Regions from separate parts of the Homo sapiens genome. Here region 2 is linked to region 1. The links are chromatin contacts, found by Hi-C or POLR2A ChIA-PET in ENCODE. All regions are on one chromosome and are shown on one strand. The core of a region is the stretch at or near the end of the contact, and the rest is flanking DNA. Distances in the headings are between cores, read along the strand shown. Region 1 has its middle 110 kb from the start of LINC00581. Region 2 has its middle 73 kb from the start of LINC00581.

Region 1 (3,462 bases), core at 546-3,045:
AACACTCTTCACTCCTCTCCATTTCCCCTAAGCAATTGCACAAATACTGTGTGCTTGGTTGCTCCAAAGGGACAAACTAGGGGAGTGGGAACAAGAGAGAAACAGAACACTAAACGCTAAGCAGATGAAATAAAGCTTCACTGGGAACTAGAAGCCTTGTCCTGGACAAGGTCTGCCTTCAGGATTGGCTCGTGTAGGATGACCCCCAACACTGTCTCCTCTCAGACTCCTCATCAGTCTTTGCCCAGACCCCAGCAGCAGCTGGAACAGGAGGGACTCCCTCTCACTCAGCCCATCGGGTGGATCAGGTGGACTGGTAATGCCCGGTGGGCAATAGGTTCCTATCATCCCATATTGAAGTTTTGGACGTATTTCCCCCAAAGGAAGATGCTACATAGGAAAGGTAGGTTTGTTGTGTTTCTGAAACTGGACTGTACTTAAAAGATACATAGAGTCTAGAAATGGAAACCCACGGAGTCAAATCCACTGTCCCCAACCACACAGCACGTTAGATGCAGATCTAGAATCAGAATTCAGTCTCTCAGCTCCCAAATCAGTGCTCCTTTGTGATTACCCCATTATGAGAGAACTAGGTTTTTTTTTTTTTTTCCTGATGGAATCTGAGGCCCTAAACACCTCTGCTTACATAATTTATAGGAGAGGAAACGACACATGGAATTTCAAATGAACAACTCTGCTAACGTTAATACGGGACATCCCGTACTGAACTATCAGCTTCCTTTGTCCTCCTTTTCCCCTAAATGCCTCTAGCATGTCTTCTTCGTATTGAACAAACATCAGTTCTGCCGATGTCATGGATTTTGTCAATATGAACTGAAAATGTGCTGGCCTTTTTTATCATCACTAACAGCTTTCTTAATTAACCTACTGATAGAGTCAACAGCACAGTTCACTGTTCACTGTTTGCTCTCCAGCCACTGCAGAGTCAAGATGCTCTTTGAGAACACTTACCCAAGGTTGTTTTGTTTTCCAGAAGGGAAAAAAATTCACCACTGCAATGAATTTGACTTAATTGCTAAAATTTCCTTCTGATTGTTTTGCCCCAAGTAACAGCTCTTCCTTAACTAATAACTTTAATTATAGCAACCACTAGTTATAAAAGTGTACCTTTTCTCTTGGCTTGTTCTCTAATTACAAAACCAGAGATCAGCAAGTCACTTTCTTAGGTTTGCATCTGATGGGATGTAGGGTCCTGGAACTACCAGGTATATATTCCGGCTAGGTTCTGTCTCTATGATATCCCAGACATACAAGATGAACAAGAAGCAAAAAGAGGATCCTGATCCGCAGAGAACTCAACTTTAGAGAAAAGTTAAAGATGCTGTGTTCCAGCTTTAAGATGAAATGTAGATTCCCTATGAAAACTCAAATCCTTCATTTCAAAAGTTAAACAGGATAGTGCAGCTACTGTAAAAAAGAAAAGAAAAAAAGAAAAAAAGCCCAGCTGTTTAAATTTAAGGCATCAAAAAACATCCAATTCAGGCCTATTCTCTGGCGTGTACTCACAACATTTCATGTGATTAAGAAGAAAAAAAAATTTTCCTGCACTTCAGCCTCCTATTTTTTTTTTTTTATGGGGTAGACAACAGTTAAAGACCATGTTGGGCTCAGTAATAGTGAGAAACTCCTTAAATGACTGATTTCAGCTGCGTTATTGCCAGGTAAAGATGGTCTCGTGTTTGATGACACATATTCAGAGGATGATTGTGCAAGCCACGGAGATGTTTTTCTGGGTTGTTTTGCGGCCTCATGCATCAGCCCAGTCTGCTCTCCCCACACTGCATTGCAAAGCTGCCCTTTCTCTTTTTTGAAAATCACTCAGCCTCCACCCACACTTTTTTGATGCCTCAGGATGGACACTCTCACCCCCAGGACTCTGGGCAGCCTGTGGTTGGCCCTCACTTTTATATCCAAGAGGAGAGAAAGCAGGAAGGGCCCTCACAGCATATGGCCACCATATGTGGCCAGGTGGCTGCTGGGTGGGTGGTGGTGGTGGTGACCACCACCCATCCTTTCTGTCATGGAGATGGACTCCCCCTACCCACATACTGCACCAATTTCCCACAGACTCAGCTGAAAACTTGGACCCTGGCAGATGATTTCCAATCAGTGACTGCCTCCGCTTAATGGGTTGCTGACTGACACAAGTTTTGCTTCTCAGAGTGAGATATCCTCATCCTTCCTTTCGTCTTCTCCTTTTGTTATAGGAAAGGGGTCTGGATCCAGACCCCAAGAGAGGGTTCTTGGATCTCATGCAAGAAAGCATTCAGGGCAAGTCCATAGAGTAAAGTGAAAGCAAGTTTATTAAGAAAGTAAAGGAATAAAAGGATGGCTACTCCGTAGACAGAGCATCCCCACTTGCTGCTGGTTGCCCATTTTTATGGCTATTTCTTGATGATATGCTAAGCAAGGAGTGGATTATTCATACCTCCCCTTTTTAGACCATACAGGGTAACTTCCTGTTGATGCCATGGCATTTGTAAACTGTCATGGTGCTGGCGGGAGTGTTGCAGTGAGGACAGCCAGAGGTCAGTCTCATTGCCATCTTGGTTTTGGTGGGATTTGGCCAGCTTCTTTACTGCAATCTATTTTATCAGCAAGGTCTTTATGACTGGTATCTTGTGCTAACCTCATATTTTATCCTGTGACAGAATGCCTTACCCATCTGGGAATGCAGCCCAGTATGTAGGTCTCAGCCTCATTTCGCCCAGCTCCTATTCAAGATGGAGTTGCTCTGGTTCAAAGGCCTCTGACACTTTTTCTTACTGTTGCTAATTAGGATTGTTTTACCTTTTGTTTTTAAATGAAAGAAGGTCACCATTTAAAATGTGCCAATCACTTTTCTATCCTAGAGATAGCAAGTCTTCCTGGAGGTGTCCGTTGCTCTGGGAAGAGTCATTTTAATGTAAAGTAAATGAGTAAGTCCACAAACTACTCAACTGATGGATTGGAGTGGGCTGAATGGGTTCTGTCGGCAGGAAAAGACCCTAAGTGTTCCTGAAAGGGGAACTCACCATGATGTCCAGGAGGGTATGTAGAAGTGTAATCCAACTCTACAACAGCGGAATGGCACAGAGGTGGTTTGGGTGCAGGGCGTGGCTGGGCCTGCAAAGTCCTCTAGGCCCAGGCATTGACAAGTTGTTGGAGGAAATGGCCCAGCAAAGAAATGCAACCCAAGGGTTGTGAGCCTTCAGAGCCAATCACATCCTCCCCTGAAGAACCACTCAGTGCAAAGATCCAAGCCGGCAGTGGCATCGTCACAGGAGAGGAGGCTGCACTGAACTGTCACCGTGTGGGTCTGCAGTGAGGCTGTGACAAGGGTGAAAGCACCTCCTACCTAGCAGACTGGTCATAGATATCCGTTTTCTCTCCAAAAGGTGTTTATTACTAGAACTGAGTAATCTGGGCAATTTAGAAAGAGGGATTGGATACTCTGACAAT
Region 2 (3,596 bases), core at 358-2,857, 36 kb before region 1:
AGAGAATTCGGAGCAGACCAGCTCAGGCCACTTTTTCGGACTCTGACAGTGATGTGTCACCAGCATGTCAGTGAGGAAGAACTGAGGTGCTCTCAGACAATTAATCAGTGGCTTATACCTTGTGGCACACACTCCTGAGTTTGAGGAGTCACCACAAATATACACAACAAATCTCATTAAGTCCTATGTTAAGGGCCTTGTAGTTACCATTCAGATTAGTTGGTACCTTCCATCATAAAGATGTTGAAGTTCAAACTGAACAAAGTTAAGACAGTAATTCATTTCAATGAAGTTTATTTCTGCCTGAGCATAACATGTGTTTTAAAAAAGTTGAGAAATTGGCTAAAGGCGGTCCTGACCCTGTAACACCCTGGGAATTGCTTTTCTTTTGAAGGTGTGCCCGATTTCAACTGGTTTATTTGCCATGTGCTTTTTCTTATTCCAAGGTAATAAAGAGTTCTGATTATTTCAGCTTTCTTGTTGCTTGAGTTTTAGCACAGAGTTGTGACTGTAGTTGGATTTGATGCACTAAGTATTTAGAATTGTTGGATCAAAGGTTTTGGGAACTTTGGCTAAGTATTTGGAACTGCTACTTCTCTGTTTCAGTCTTTATTTAAGGAGAAGCACAGTGCTTATCACTGAAGTTCTTCACAAATAACTGCAGAAAAATACGTTTCCTTATTTCGTGCCCAGGGATGGAAATCTCTATTCCTCCTCCACTCCACACTATCTCATTCTGAAAATTATCCTTCTTTGAATGTCCAGTCCTGCCACTCCTCTTCCCTTAACTTCTTCTCAAAGCACAACTGTTGCTTTGAGATTTAGCTAAATAAAGCTTTCCCATTCGTGCATTTGCATTTTTATTTCCAGGGCACCTTGGGTTATTTCTTAAACAGGCAGAAGGTGGTGTTCTTTTAAACTCACAATCTCTAAAATTGAGGCACAAATAAGGCTCCACTTGGAAGTGAAAATAAATTGGTTAGTGATTGGTGAAAGAAAATTATCTTGTTATAGAAACCACTTAAGGAAGACCAGGATTGGTCTGCAAATAGTGTGCTACATCATTCAACCACAGGAAGAGAAAAAGGAAACCACATCACTTTACATAACGTTAGTACCTCATATAACCTTCCAGGCCCTCCTCCTCTAGCCAGATTCATCATCTGCCTTTAAAGGATAATAATTTTCTGGAGTAAGACATATCTAGGAAAAGTATACTTTGGATAAAAATAAACGTAACTAATTTATATTCTATGTGCTATATAGCTATGTTTTAGAGCAGAGGGAATACTGGATTGAGTTGGAAGAGTTCACAAGTATTCCAGCTCTCTTTCTGGATAACATTGCCTTCTTTCACCTTTTTAAATTTAGACATGACCACATGAATGGCTTTGACTAATGAAATATGAGCAGAAGTGAGACACATCGCTTTGAGTCAGCTTTGAGAGGAACTGATCATGGCAATATGCACCACTCTAGAACTTTGAGGTACTTAGATCATCAGAGGCCCTCTGCAGACCCACTTTGCATATGCGGTGGGAAACGTTAAGTCACAGAGGTTTGGGGTTTTTCTTTATTGTGGCATATCCTAGCCTGTCCTGAGTAATCCAACACATCCCTTGATATCTAGTATCTTATTTTTGCCTCCTGTGCCTTTTCCCAAATACTACATACTTCCTGTCAACCTAACATGGGAGACAGAATTTAATAAACACACTTGAAAGTGATCATTTCAAAGAGAAAATACATTTAAAGCACAGAGAGCAGCATCAAGAAAAGAGTGATCGTATGTCAGCAGCCGTTTTGGTGGCCATTGCGGGTGTATGGTTTCTGTTTTGCTTTCACAGAGCCTTTCACCATGTTGAATATGACCATCTGCTCCACTTTTTTTTTTGAGACAGAGTCTCACTTTGTCACCAGGCTGGAGTGCAGTGGCGCGATCTTGTCTCACTGCAACCTCTGCCTCCCGGGTTCAAGCGATTCTCCTGCCTCAGCCTCCTGAGTAGCTGGGATTACAGGCGCACCACCACGCCCAGCTAATTTTTATATTTTTTGTAGAGATGGGGTTTCAGCATGTGGGCCAGGGTGGTCTCGATCTCTTGACCTTGTGATCCGCCTGCCTCGGCCTCCCAAAGTGCTGGGATTACAGGCATGAGCCACTGCACCCGGCCTCTGCTCCACTTTTTATCCATGCCAGTTCAAAACTGTAACCGCAGAATAATTTTTAATGAGCAATTTTTCCATGCCCTGGCTTTGGTTGCAGGCAGTTCTCCATTATGTTTGATGTTTGTGGTCCTTATTGGACTGTATTAGAATGGAGACTAACAACTCGGAGAACACCTGCAGTGTCTGAGACTCTGGATCCAACTTTTCCATGCACTTTTTTTTTCAGTTTGTGTGCTAACCACAAGCATGCAGGCATGAAGGATGAATACTAATCAAAAGGGAAAACTGAGTTGGTTATGGCAATGTCTCAGCTGGAAATTCCTCTTGCCACCAGGGCATGTGTCGAACACATGACTATTGCTGGTGGTGGCAGATGCTGTGCACCAGCTGCCTACCAGTCACTTGAAAGTTCATTTATTTATTTTTTTGGTTTCCACTTAATTTGCTATTTTATCAAAATGAAATGTGTACATAATTTTTAAAAATCAAACAATTCTACAAGCCCTATAATGAAAAATTACAGCCCACCGCTGCAATCCCTCCTGACCCTTCGTTTCTACTCCTTGGATTATCCACTTAAAAATCTCATCACTGTTTTTGTTTCCATGTGTCTAACTAACATGCGACTACTGTGTGGCATCATTTTTTAGATATAAATAGATACATTAGGCCGGGCGTGGTGGCTCACGACTGTAATTCCACCACTTTGGGAGGCCAAGGCGGGTGGATCACCTGATGTCAGGAGTTTGAGACCAGCCTGACCAACATGGTGAAACTCTGTCTCTACTAAAAATACACAAATTAGCCGTGTGCCTGTAATCCTAGCTACTCGGGAGGCTGAGGCAGGAGAATTGCTTGAACCCGGGAGGCGGAGGTTGCAGTGAGCTAAGATGGCGCCATTGCATTCAGCCTGGGCAACAGAATGACACTCTGTCTCAAAAAAAAAAAAAAAAAGTATTGATTTTCCATTGCAAAACACAAAAACTTGGCTTTATTGCATTATCACCTTTTCTACACACACACACACATATGCACACAGCATCAATTAGTTTTTGCTGTGTAACAAACCACCCCAAAATTTACTGGCTGAAAGCAACCATTTATTTACTCAAAACTCTGTGGATCAGCAATTTTAACTTGGCTGAGCTGGCCCATCCTTCTAGTCTTGGCTAAGCTCATTTGTGCAGCTGTGGTCCCTTACTGGGTTGGCTGGGGCTGGCTGACTTAAGTGGCCTCAGCTGGGATGGCTCTCCCACACTCCTCGTGCTCTTTTATCCTCTTGCAGGCCAGGCCAGCTTGTTCACATAGAGGATGGTGGGTCTGCAACAGTCTGAGAGGAAGTATGGAAAGCTGCTTGAAGGCCAAGCTCCAAACTGGCTTCCTGGTACATCCACTACATTCACTCCCAAGGCCAGTCCCATTTGACAGGA

Evidence for each region. A loop is a pair of places that touch in the nucleus more often than their neighbours do. ChIA-PET counts read pairs that join two places held with the same protein, here RNA polymerase II (POLR2A). Pooled maps may share reads with other maps.
Region 2: a loop to region 1 is called in a pooled map, with 16 times the contacts of the local background. The contact joins two enhancer-like sites. A Hi-C loop is called at or near these places in 11 of 37 single-sample maps with no recorded cell type and 14 of 50 pooled maps. POLR2A ChIA-PET finds 5 or more read pairs at or near these places in 4 of 52 experiments (A673, CD4-positive, alpha-beta T cell, GM10248 and 1 more).

The regions. Positions count from the first base shown.
Region 1 is chr6:21,400,869-21,404,330 of GRCh38, reverse strand. No RefSeq gene overlaps it. Among named protein-coding and RNA genes, the nearest start is that of LINC00581, 110 kb to the left of the region's middle. Within about 2 kb of position 1,795, at least 3 of the 41 ENCODE cell types and tissues checked have a DNase peak (open chromatin) inside an H3K27ac peak, as active enhancers do.
Region 2 is chr6:21,436,627-21,440,222 of GRCh38, reverse strand. No RefSeq gene overlaps it. Among named protein-coding and RNA genes, the nearest start is that of LINC00581, 73 kb to the left of the region's middle. Within about 2 kb of position 1,607, at least 4 of the 41 ENCODE cell types and tissues checked have a DNase peak (open chromatin) inside an H3K27ac peak, as active enhancers do.